2 separate regions of the Homo sapiens genome follow, and region 1 is linked to region 2. A link is a loop called in an ENCODE intact Hi-C map of the cell type or tissue named here. Cell type or tissue: OCI-LY7. All regions are shown on one strand. Links, peaks and the distances in the headings refer to the core of each region. The heading gives the core; the rest is flanking DNA. Region 1 overlaps OPA1 (OPA1 mitochondrial dynamin like GTPase). Region 2 holds the start of LOC105374282 (a long non-coding RNA gene).

The links. A loop is a pair of places that touch in the nucleus more often than their neighbours do. Peaks named below come from ENCODE experiments on the same cell type or tissue, not always from the same donor. Only the 100,000 strongest peaks of a DNase experiment are listed, where the experiment ranks them.
Region 1: it touches region 2 in a loop (5-fold over the local background); 14 of 110 quality-filtered maps call a loop at or near these places.

Annotation. Positions count from the first base shown.
Region 1 is chr3:193,663,337-193,666,967 of GRCh38, reverse strand. It overlaps OPA1 (OPA1 mitochondrial dynamin like GTPase), which reads right to left. Exons shown (of 31, transcript NM_130837.3): 27 at 1,972-2,088; 28 at 579-672. All of the region lies in intron 4 of LOC102724808 (a long non-coding RNA gene), which reads left to right. Among named protein-coding and RNA genes, the nearest start is that of OPA1-AS1, 38 kb to the right of the region's middle. In OCI-LY7, for the core only: CTCF peaks have their summits at 1,168 and 1,379 (motif pointing left); a DNase peak (open chromatin) is centred at 1,387.
Region 2 is chr3:193,771,967-193,780,816 of GRCh38, reverse strand. LOC105374282 (a long non-coding RNA gene) reads left to right here and starts at 8,432. Exons shown (of 2, transcript XR_924838.4): 1 at 8,432-8,850. RefSeq lists an enhancer at 7,273-8,850. In OCI-LY7, for the core only: no CTCF peak of the experiment used is centred there; a DNase peak (open chromatin) is centred at 3,976; H3K4me3 peaks cover 1,204 bases.

The DNA of each region.
Region 1 (3,631 bases), core at 31-2,530, 110 kb after region 2:
TAAGCTATACACTTTAATGGAAGTGCAGATTTCCCAAAAAACTAAGTGATACCTAGGAGTCCATTCCCAACAGAGTTTCATGCAATGAAAATAAACTCCTGGTATGTTTTATCACCCATCTTTTCCAATTATGATTTATTTTAAAAGCAAATAATAATTTTTGTCTTTTTTTTTTAAAGAGACAAGGTCTTACTCTGTCACCTAGGCTAGAGTGCAGTAGTATGATCATAGCTCATTGTAGCCTCAAAATCCTAGGGCTCAAGTGATCCTCCCATCTCAGCCTCCCAAGTAGCTAGAACTACAGATGTGTGCCACCATGCCCGGCTAATTTATTTTATTGTTTGTAGAGATAGAGTCTCACAATGTTGCCCAGGCTGGTCTCAAACTACAGGCCTCAAGCGGTTTTCCTGCCTCGGCCTCTCAACATGCTGAGATTACAGGCATGAGCTACCACACCTGGCCAGTTTTTCTAATAAATCTACTTTTGGGAAGTATTTTGGCATCCTTCTATTAAATATGGATATTACCACTATTATTTTTTAATGTCAAAATAAGACTGCAGTCCCTATGTGGCTTACCTTCAGTATTTGTAAGTTGTTGCCTTAAAGTATTTGCGGTGATAGCAAGCATGCGCTGTATACGCCAAAACAAGACCACATCATTGCATTCCAACTGAAATATTAAGTAACTAAGATTACCAGATGCAAAGTTAAAATGAAAACTATCATCGTAAACACATACAACTACTAGAACCAGTAGATATGTCCTAAGCTTAAAAAGTACTCAGATTTACCTAATGCATATACTGTAGATATAAGCTACAGAATCCTTTCTGTACGGAGCCATGAAATTCTGCATAATTTGGCTTATATCTGTCTGACACCTAGATAGCTTTGTTTCAATTCTAATGACAAAGTAAATAAGCTTGAGTAGTAGCAAATTACATTACATTGTATGTAAGTTGAAATTCACAGCATATACCCTCCATTTATATTTAGTTTCAGCTAACCATGTTTATCTTAAATACGTCCTTAGGTTAACCTCTTTTCTTTGAGTCTGTACTCAAGCCATTTTTAAAATTCAGCTGTGTGAAAATAAAGTGATGTATTTAAAAAGAAGCTTATTCTACAGAAGGCAGTTTCTACAGAAGTTTCTTCTTTCTACAGAAGTTTCTATAGAAAGAAGTTCACTCTACAATTAAAATTATGCAAAAAAAACTTGCCACTTTTAATTAGGTGCATTTAAATATAAATTTATGTTCATCTACTGAAAACAAAAGAACAGCATGTTAGAAGTCTCAATTAAATAAGATTGTTGATTAACTGAGCTTTATCAAAAGGATATTTAAAAGCATTTTTGCTTGTAAGAAAATGCTGAAAATATATCAGACTGCTGCCACCTAGGGGTTACTTTAAATTATGAATCATTTTAATACAAGAACTTTATGATTATTTAAAACAAGATTTAGTGATATGAAGAAATAATTATGACACCTGAAAAAAGCATGATAAAAACTGTTTTGCAGGATGATTTCCATTATGCAAATGGATGGTTATGTTACACACACAGATACACACACACTTTCTCTTTCCCTCTCTGTCTCTCTCCCTATGTACAGAAAAAGTTGAAAAGAAATACATAAAAATGTTAACTAAAATTCTTACAGGTCAGGGAATAAGGGACTATTTCCTGTTATTTATTTATTTTTTTTACTATTTATATTCACACTTTTTTTTACTATTTATATTCACATATTCTTATAAGCATTGGGGATAATATGCACGTATCACGAACAAAGTGGCAAATATCTTTGAAAATATAAGAGTTAGATTATTCTTTATAAATTACACATACTTTTTTTCCCCAGATGATCAAAGGACTTAAAATTAATGCTTAAGCTAAAGTTTACTTTTAAGCATATTTTGACAACTGTTGCTTAAAAATACTTCTCTTTGTTTTTGGAAACCTTACCTCAGAATCTACAAAATGCCTTTGGTAGTAATAAAAACCTCTTCGACAAAGGTTACAATGGTTTAGAGCTGTTTTTAAAAAATGTCTTCTATAAACTTGATGCCAAGTATCCTTAATCTAAAATGAGAAAAAAGAAAGCCCAGAGTTACTGTATATTCTTCATGTTGATCAACCACACTGAGAAGTTGTACAAAAATTATATTTACCAAAAAAGTTAATTAAAAGCAAAAGCAAGGTTATTCTTTACATAGTTATTCAAATTTTTTTATTCACTTACTTTTTTTAAGGCAAAGATTAGATTTACTACTACTCTGACCCATTACCAGTTTATGTACTTAAAAATTAGCAATGATTTAAACAAATGCTGTTACTATAATCAAATAATCATCTTGTGGAGTAGACAGGGTAGGTATTACCTTCCCCTAGTTAGAGGTGAGGAAACCAATGCAGAAAGAGGTTGAAAGCCTTATCTAAAAACAGAGTTAGAACTTAAGATGGTCTCAGATCATGTCTAGCAACTCAACATTTCCTTTCTGTTTATAAAATTTTACTGCTACCATACCAATATGATCCCTACCACTTTATTACTAGATACTCTGAGTGTCCAATATTCTTTAATACCCTCTGTCCTTTTTTGAGCAAAACAATAATAATGTTAACTAGAAAAACATCAACCCCTTTTGACAGATGAGGTAAGTGAGGTCAGAAAAGTGGTATCAATTATTAAAGGACATATTATTAGCTAATATAATGGAAATACACTAGAATTCACATGTCCTGATATCTAGTCCATGCAATATTCTTCTCGTGGTACTTTGCTACTTATTTTATAGCTTTGCAAAGTGCACTGAACAAACTGTCACTTAAAAAACCTGAGGTTTTCTTGGTCTTAGAAACTAATTAAGACATACAGTCAATTCATTGCCTAAGACATGAGCAAAAAGTTTAAAAAAAAAATCACGTAACATCTCTTCTATACCACTCTGAAGAGAAAATCCCTCCTACTGTATTCACCAACGTGCCACATAACGTTTAAAAGTGTCAAACTGAATATAACTTATTGTTAACGAGAGCTGGGACCAACAAGAATAAAACCTAAATCCACATTCAACTCAAACAGCTCATGTAATCATTAGCTTTCATCTCATTTTCAATATATAAATAATGCTAGATGTATATAACTGCTTTGAGTTTTACCAATTTTATTTTTATTTTTTTACTTGTTCTGACCTGTGGTGGAATTTAAAATAAGTATACTCATCCCTCAAGTACAGAAACATAAATAGCACATAATCTTTAAAAGAGTTTGTGTGGCTTTGAAATTTGTTAATGATTGCTTTCCCCACTAGACTTATTTTTCTAATTGTGTTCACTTAAGCTAATATTATAAGGAGCTTTTGAATTCCTTACATCTTAACTAAGCAGTAGAGAATGTAGTTTTTAAAAAACGTGGGCCCGAAAGTATTTTTTAAAATTCATCCTCAAAAAAAGCATCATGAAGGTAAGCAAAAAGTAGCCTAAAGTGTAGACTATTTTTATTCTCACATTAACAAAAGAGGACAATGGAGAAAGAACTCAATGGTCATATCCAATTTAATAAAAACAACATTTTTATTTTTTCTGAATCCACTCACATCTAATTGAGTTACATTTGACTGTA
Region 2 (8,850 bases), core at 2,441-4,940:
GAAGAAAGAGGACGTGTGTGCGTGTGCCTATGTGTGTGCCCGAGTCTGCGTTTGTGGATTTATGCATTTTATGCATGGCGACTGGCTGCTGGGCTGGGGGTGTTTTGGAGGGTGTGTTGGGATGGTCTGCATGCTTCTGTCATTGTTCCTTAGGGTGAGTATGTGGGCCGTCTCCAGAGTAAAAAGACAGTAAATAAGAGGTAATCAGACCCAGCTGTATCCCTCCGAGGGAAGTCTCCAGATGTCCTCCCATCGTTAATCCTCAGCCCAAACATGGGTGATAGGTGACTCGGTTGATTGCATTTTCAGCTGGGGAAAATGAGGCATGTGGCATAACCAGAGCCCTTAGTGAGAAGACTGGCTTCACCACAAGCATCAAATAACCTGGAGGCAAAGACCCTGGAGGTCATTGAGTTCAACCTTCTTACTTTGCAGAGAAGGAAGCATGAGTTCAATGAAGGGGAAAGCAAAAGAGATCCTATTAGATTATCCTTCAAGTCCTTCTCAGCCATGAGTTCTGATGGGCAATTCCGCAACTCACCAAGCCCAATATTTGTGCCAGGAGGGTCCTGGGCAGCTGCTCTCCTGCCTTGCCCCATCTCTGCTTTACCTCTTCTCTATTTTCTCTCCTGAAAGAATTTCCTGGCCCATAAATCCTGAGAGATTTATTATTTCCTGAGGCATCCCTTAGTTGGAAAATGTAGCTTTACAGTCGCCGACTCAGGACCACACTGGGGTCCCAGCTGTTAGCGTGGGAGCACAATTTCTCCTGCATGGTAGTGGGGAGGACGCCAGCCTTCCACCCATCGCAGAGGGGCCACCAACATCACTAGTTACATTTCCTGGCTTCTAACTAAAGCTGCTGAAACACCAGCTCAGAAGTTTCTCTCAGCAAGTTGTAAGAGCAGCCACAAAGTCTAAGAAGAACCAAAGAGCTTGGTTTCTCTCCTCGCCAGCTGGAAGCAGGGGACCTGGGATCTTCCTGTCATCACGATTATTTCTTCTCTCTAAAATGACTGCTTCTGACTCTAGTCTTTTCCCCTCCAATGTGAAAAAAAAAAAATTCCTAAAGCACAGCTCACCTCAAAATCCTGCAGGCAACACCTCCTTTTTTCATATAGGATAAGTCCAGATACTTTTATGGGTTCTTCAAGCACCTCAAACCATGACCCCACATCCCTCCAACACCTTCTCTTCATATTTTCCTATGTGCACTGAGTTCCGGCCACACTGGCCCCTTACCTGTTTCTAGTTCCACCCCCAAGGCCGTTCTGCATCTGCATTGACCATACTGTCACTCACAGCTCCCTCAACCTCAAATGCTCCTTTCTCTGTCTCTAAATGTTGAGATCCCATTTCCCAAAGACCTATCTCAAATGCCATCCTTTCCTGGAAGCCTTTAGGGACCTCCTCCCTCCAAACTAAACAATCCCTGTTGAGTCTGCTGGTGTTGTATTCGGCTTGTACCTTTTCACATTCTTCTAGGCTGCCTTATTTTACAGCTCCTTCTTCCCATTGACTATTCCCCCACTCAGATTCTGAGACCCTGGAGTGCAGCGGCAGTGTCTACAGCATCTTCCTCTTTCCTTTCATCACCCTCCTTCCTCCCAAAGATCCAGCAGTGAGGACAGTTCCCAGCAATGAGGACATTCTCAGGGGATAGTGGTAGAATTGAATTTCCAAGTAATTTATAAGCGATATTCACGTAATCTAATATTTTGACTTTTCCAATCTCTGCTCTCCTCCCTTAGGGCAAATTAACCCAGAAGAGTACTTCAGAGAACACAGACAAACTGCCGTGCAGTGAAGAGAATGTGGCAGGAAGCCCTGGTATTCTAGAAGAAGCTCTGCCCACTCCAGACAGGATCCGCACGCCTAGTGCCATGTCTATCTCCAAGGAGATCACATTCTAGAGCCAAGGACCGCCACTGAGAAGAAAGTAACGTGAGCCGTCAGAATGCATACCTGGAGCGCTCCAGGAAGGAAATCTCAGCCCCGGCATCCTCCATGGTCACACGGAGAGGGCGGGTGTCCTTGTAGCTTTGGCCCTGAGATGGGAGCTAGAGCTGGACACAGGGTTCTAGTCCTGGCTTTGCTGTAAACAGCTCCCAGACCTGGAGCAAGTGCCTTACCTGTCTGTGTAATGTGGGAGCTGATGTGGATCATCTTTAAGCCCTCTGCAAGATGGACACGCTGGGATCATAATAAGGACACATGCCAGTCAGGCCAGGTTCTTCATTTGAAAACCTTTATACATTTTTTTCTCTTCAGCCTTAATAAAATTAACTCACCTAGCATTGTATATATGTCAAGCAGTTTTGATCATCCAAATTTTTTATTGTTGGCTGACCTCTAGCCAACAATTCATTTATTTTCTGACCTTTTAAGATGTTTCGTAGCTGCCATTTCATGTATCTGAAAAATGAGATGTGAAAAGAATACACATATTTAAGAACAAAATTTTGTTTCTTTTAAATAATTTTAATATTTTTTTCTAAGAATGATACACATTCATTTTAAGTAAATTTCCAAGAATGATACACACTTGTATTTTTTCTAAGAATGATACACCTTCATTTTCTGTATTGGAAATACAGAAAATTATAAAAAAGACAAATATCTCCTAAAACCCTACTACCTAAAGATAGATATTAACAGTTTGGTGTAGATCCCCTCAGATCTCTTTCTAGGCATATTTTTTGGATATATTTTTGCAAAACTATTATCCTGTGTGAAGTCTTGTTTAAAAGCCCTGGATTTTTGCAAAACAAAATATTACGAATGTCTTTCCATGACTATACTATTCTATGGTGTTATTTTTAATGGTTTCATAGGATTGTGTCATATAGATATACTATATTTTATTTAACCAGTCTTTTGTAATCTCATAAATACCTTATTTTCATGTGTACATCTAATTATCTTCTTGGGTTATGTTCCTAAAAATAGATTTGCCCAAAGCGATAGACTTTCTCTTTCACGCAGTCTGCCCCTGGCATTCTCAGCACGTTGAATGATGGAATGTCAAAACCGGAAGGGACCTTAGACATGAGATTTACAGATTGTTTAACAGATGGGAGAGCAGAGGTCCGAAAGGGCAAGTGCCTTTCCGCAGTTCCCAAGGGAGTTGGCGGCAGAGTCAGAGCAGAGTCCCTGCTCCCTGCCCAGCAAACTTCTCCACAATTCTCTGCCTCCGTTAAAACACAGGGTGCTGGACTGCATCAACTTGAAGCATCCTTTGCAGGGTTTTAAACGTACCTGCAGCAAACCTGGGCATTTACTGAGCTGGCTTCTATTCCAGGTAAATATCTAGGCTAAATGCCTGTGCTGAATATGACCTGAATCAGCTAGGACACCAACAGTTCACTATCCCAACCAACAGAAATCCCCTCCTAGGGTTAAGATTTCATTTTTTGATTTGAGGGGTAGGACTGAGATGCTGAAAAGTAGTTGCACAGACTGGGCCTTCTGTAAGATGAGGACTGGTGTGAAGTGGCTTGAAGCCTTTGGGATTTAAATGTTCTCATTAAAAGGAGAGACAGGTCTGATGTTTGAATCCCCCAGGGTGGGTAGGGCAAGCCCCCACCTTGGCTATGGCCTCTCAGACACCAGAGCCAAATAATGCATTCTGTGCTAGGTAAGTTCCCTACAGCTCCAGAGAAACCTTCCATGGGGAATGGGGGGTGGGGCTGGGGAGGCCCTGTTTATGCTAACGAGGCACTAAATTAATGCATTACATGCCTCATTTAGCACGACTGTGCAAAATCTAAAAGTACTAATAAATTTTCCTTCTGGGGTCAAGAATCATAAAAGGATAGATGATCAAGCATTAATTAGCAGGGAAATTAAAGCTTGACGGTTTCTGTTCTATCCCTGTCTTCTCTCAAACGGCACAATTTGTTCTAAATGCCTTTTTGAAAAGTAGTCGTTCTCAGAAAAAAAAAAAATGTGACATCAGCCAGGGGAAGGGCTTCCTGTCCTCTGCGGCTGTCAGGGTGAGAGGATTTGCATAGAGGTGACTTTTCTAGAAGATCCGCACTGGGGTATCAAATGAGAAGAATCTTGCCTTCTTTTATTGACATTTTTTTCTAATAGCTTACACTAGCCATAACTTGTAGAAAAGGACATTCAACCACTGCAGAGTCTCAATGACATCTGAATTTTGCCAGATGCTGCAAAACAGAGACCACTGAAATCTTTGTCTTCATCTATAGTCTTCCGTTTGAATTTGCCAGTGACTACTGAGGACAAATCTCTATAAACACTCATTGCTCCTTCTCCCCGCCTTTTTTTTAAGGATATGTATTTATGTATTACAGAAAATTGGTTGCGAGTTTTAACACAGTTCTTAACTGCAAGTCTAAAACCTGCTGGAGACCAGTCTGCTAGTTCCCATCCCTCAGTGTGCCTGCTGGGTATAAAGTGGGATACTTGGTTAAGAAACAAAGTGGTGAGGATCATAAAACTACCTATTAGGTACTACGCTTAGTACCTGGATGCGAAACAACAGGTACTATGCTTAGTGCCTGGATACAAAACAACAGGTACTATGCTTAGTACCTGGATGCAAAACAATTTGTACAGCAAACCCCTGAGACACACAAGTTACCTACATAACAAACCTGCACATATATCCCTAAACCTGAAATAAATTTTTTTTAAGTGGTGTGCTGAACAACACTATAAATGTAACTTTCTAGAATAATAAGTCTCCCTCCTCTCTTCCCCAGGCCTGGGCTCTGGCGGGAGGGGGAGGGGAAGGTGAGTGTCTCCAGAGACTGAGGAAGGGCTGCCCCTGAGACTTCCCATCAACCCTGGATCCTCCCAGGCATCTGCCAATAAACGTAAACAAAAGCCCAGTGGAAGGCTCAGCTCCTTTGAATCCTCACGTGTTTCGGTCATGGCTTTGGAGGTATAAATACACCCAGATGTTTTAAACTTCTCCCCTGTTGTATCTAATCACCAGAACAACTGGGGCTCTTGCGCCCCTCCTCCCTCTCCTGCGGGGAAATGCAGAGAGCCTAATTAAAAGGGCTTTCCTTTGTTTCCCTAATAGCTCTCAGCCTTGGGGAGCCCAGAGCATTTGGTCAGCAAGAGAGACTCTAACATTTAAGGCCCCACATGTGAGAATGCCTGCACCAGTACGTTCAGATGCAGATTAACCCCCATAGGGAGCTGAGGGGCTAGAATCTGAGATGCATCGAGACCATAGTTATGGGGGAGCATCACCTTGCATGACTCTGCAGTGAGCCAGGGAGTGGCAGTTGGAGGATGGACCCTTCCGAGGTCAAAGGCCAGTTTTCTAACAGCAGTGACAGGAGCGGCTGCTGGCTGCTAATTCATTATAAATAGTCCCATTCTCTCCTTTCCAAGGGGCTTGACACGAGCATCCTCCTCTGGCCTCTTCTCTCCAACCTTCAGCCACCACCCAGTTCTGGCCCTGCGATAGCTTGAATTAGTCTCTGTCCCTTCAATCTCCATTGCTCATTGGAATCAATCACTGTAAGCCCAATGCATTCTCCACATTACGGCACAGCTGCTCTTCCCAAGACACAGACCTTGTCATTCCCTCGCTTGAAATCCTTTCCCAGTTCTTTCTTGACTCTAGAATAAAGCTGCAAACCTGCAACCTTCTAGGCTTAGCTTCACCTTTCCCCCTGTGCTCCTGCTGGATGTCTCGCTTTTCCTGAGCACGATTTGCCTTGTTCTTGCTGTGCCTTCCATTTGCAAAGCACCTCCCACAGTCGGGCCAGGAGAAATCCAACCCTCCCTTCAAAACCAAATCATGGACATCTCTGTGGTTCATCCTTCCTGGACCTCTGTAGGCAGAGTCGGTCCCGATTCCCCATGTCCCATTCTGTTGAAATGATCTCTGTATGTATTTTTCCTCCAGACTGGGAGCCCTATGCAAAGAAGTGGTCTGTCTTTTCCATTCTCATGCCTCCTCTCCCGGACACAGTGTCATTACCCCTGTAAGTATTGTACAGGATAGCAGTGACATCATATTTTCTAATTTAACAGGAATTTTCTGGGCCGCTGAAGGCAACCCTTAACGTCAGACATTAGACCTGTTTCCCAGAGTACTGCTAGTTAAATGTTAACCTGCAGTGTCCACCAGGCCATCCATGAGGGACCCTCCGCTCTAGCTTGGTGCCTAGCAGGGCATGAGATCCCTTAAGCCCAGACGGCTGCTGGGGCATACACCTCCCTCCTCTCAGCATTCCCTTCCAGTCAGAGGATATTTGCAGAACAGGCCAAAACTGAGCATTTTGAGTAGGGCCAAGGAACACCCTAGCTCAGAATGGATGTGGACAGAAAAACATACTGCCTGGACCCCATCTCAAGCCAGTGAATCACCATCTCTGGGATGGGGCCCAGGCCTGAGTGTTTGCAAGCTTCCAATGTACAGACAAAATTGAAAATCACTACTTTAGTCCAAAATAGGGGGACCCTTGCAACCCACTTGTGAACTCTCAAGAACATAAACAAAGCAGCCTCTCCTGAAGAGTTCTGCGAAATGCCACCCTTTCCCCACTATTCGAAGGAGTCAAACAGAGTGGGTTTAGGTGGTTTCATTATCCAAAATGGGCTGACTCCTTGGTCATAAAGTGGCAGACAGAGAAATGCAGAGGGGAAACACTGGGGCTACTCAAAACCACACAGGACCTGGGATCAAAGGACTGGGGTGCAAACTCACCCCAGCCACTTACTGACTTTTTGGCCAAATCTGAGTGTTGTTTTCCTTATCTATGAAATCCATTTAGCAATAGTTCCTACCACAATTTATGTGGTGAAGATTGGATGAGAGCTGTGAGGGCATTCTGTAAATGATAAAGCTGTTAACTGTTGTTATTTTTGGTGCTATTATTAAACATTTCTTAGTGGATGGGAAATAGGGCCCCTGCCTTACTCATTTCTGCATGCTTCATGCTGGACATCTGTGCCTGGCTCATGTCCTACATAGAGTGTGGATTGAGTATATGAATGAATAAATGAAGTAATGAAGTTAGGAGTGAGTGAATGAATGAAAGGATGAATGAACACTGAAGTTCCATGTCCAAAATCCACATGCCACAGTTCCCAAAGGAAAAAAAAAATGCTTATCCCCTGCCTTCCTGCTAAGCCTTCAGCAGACACGACCCACACATGGGGTAACTTGACAGAGAAGCAGACATCTGGGGGCCAGAACCACTGTTACAAAAACCACCCTGGAGCTAATCTCGAGGCTCAGGAAATGTCCATAACTTTGCAATTTCTGCTTTTGTCCTCATAAGCCTCCCTTCTACGATGCTGCTAACACCAGGCAGGGGCTGGCCACGGCCAAATGGACAAGAACAGGGGTCGGAGCAAGGAGCATGGGGAAAGTGGAGCCCCATCCACTCTACCCTCGTGCCCAGAAGTGAGAAAGCAGTCCTACCTCCCACAGCACCGGCCCATGGGCAGAGGCCACCAAATAGAGTTGGGGCAGAGCTGCTGGAGTCTGGGAAAAAGACCCAGATTCAAGTCCAGGGGCCACTGCTTCTCTTCTGTGCGGTCTTGGGTAAGTCACTCAATCTTTTTGTAAAAAGGGGCTAACAACTCCTTTATCACAGAGCTGAGAAGAGTACAGAAAATACTTTTGGAAACTCCTAGCACAATGCTTGGCTTTAAATAGTCCCTTGTTCATTTTTTCAACAAAATTGGTTTATTATGACTTACCAAGTCCCCGACACTATTTCAGGACACAGGGCATTCAATAAATCCTTCCCCCCTTGTGTCTTTTCTTCCTCCCTTTCTTTTTCTCAGAGTAGGAAGAGAACGTGGTATCATTTGGTTTAAACGTAAAGGTGTGAATCAGTGTAACTGTGACTGTTGTTTATAAGAGAGCTTCTCCCCCATGATGTGAGACAGAAAAGATGCAGAGAAGATGTACAAATACACACTTAATACCACGGACAGAAAAGCACGCCTATCTTTCAGACAATTTCTCTCAACAGGCTGGAAAAGGGCAAATTATATCAAAACCTCTGATTGGAGAGGCCAGCACTTCCCCAGAAGAGAGGGGGCCAGATGTGTCCAGACAGTCTAGGAGGGCTGGGGGAATTTGAGGTGCTCCTCCCTGCTCCCGGTTATCTCCCATTTCCTTTGGGAGCCCCGGAGACACGGCCTTCCCAAAGCAGCCTCCGAGGTGGCCTGTGAAGCTTTTGTCCTTGGCAGCAGAGAAATTTCTGCTTCAGTGGTTTCAAACAAGGCTTGCATTAACTCCGGGCCTGTGAAGAGAGCACGTGCAACAAAACCCAACACCGTGTCCCGGCCCTCAGACAAGCACAGAAACAAATGGTGCAGGAATTTTTCAGAATAGAATCATCCGCTCAATGTCACTGCATACATTTACCTACCTCAGTGCCTATTCAGGGGCCCCTTTAAAGGGTGATATCAATAGAGATGGATCAGACAACATCTCTATGGCAACACCTCCACGGAAAAATGATGGCGGCCACAGCAAGACGAGCGATGACTATTTTTTTTAAATATACACAAATACAGCACTACGCACCCCAAAGCGCCCTTTGGCTCCCAGGACACAGGGCTGTGTTTAAGACAACAGCATAGGAGCTCATGACAAGACTAATTAGGAGCACAAGGGGAGTATGCAGGCTCAGGACCGAGAGTTTGACAATGAATTAAGACCTGGGGCTTTGGGATACTGAAATTTGTCAACAAAATTAACATTCCCTTTCCTGGAAACTCTCAAGCTGAAGGAGTTTACGAGGACCTTATTTTAAGTGTCCAACTTGGAGGGAATTATCAGAGAGAGAGAGCGAGAGACGGTAAAAACAAACAGTAGCCGCCATCAGCCCCTTCAACAGC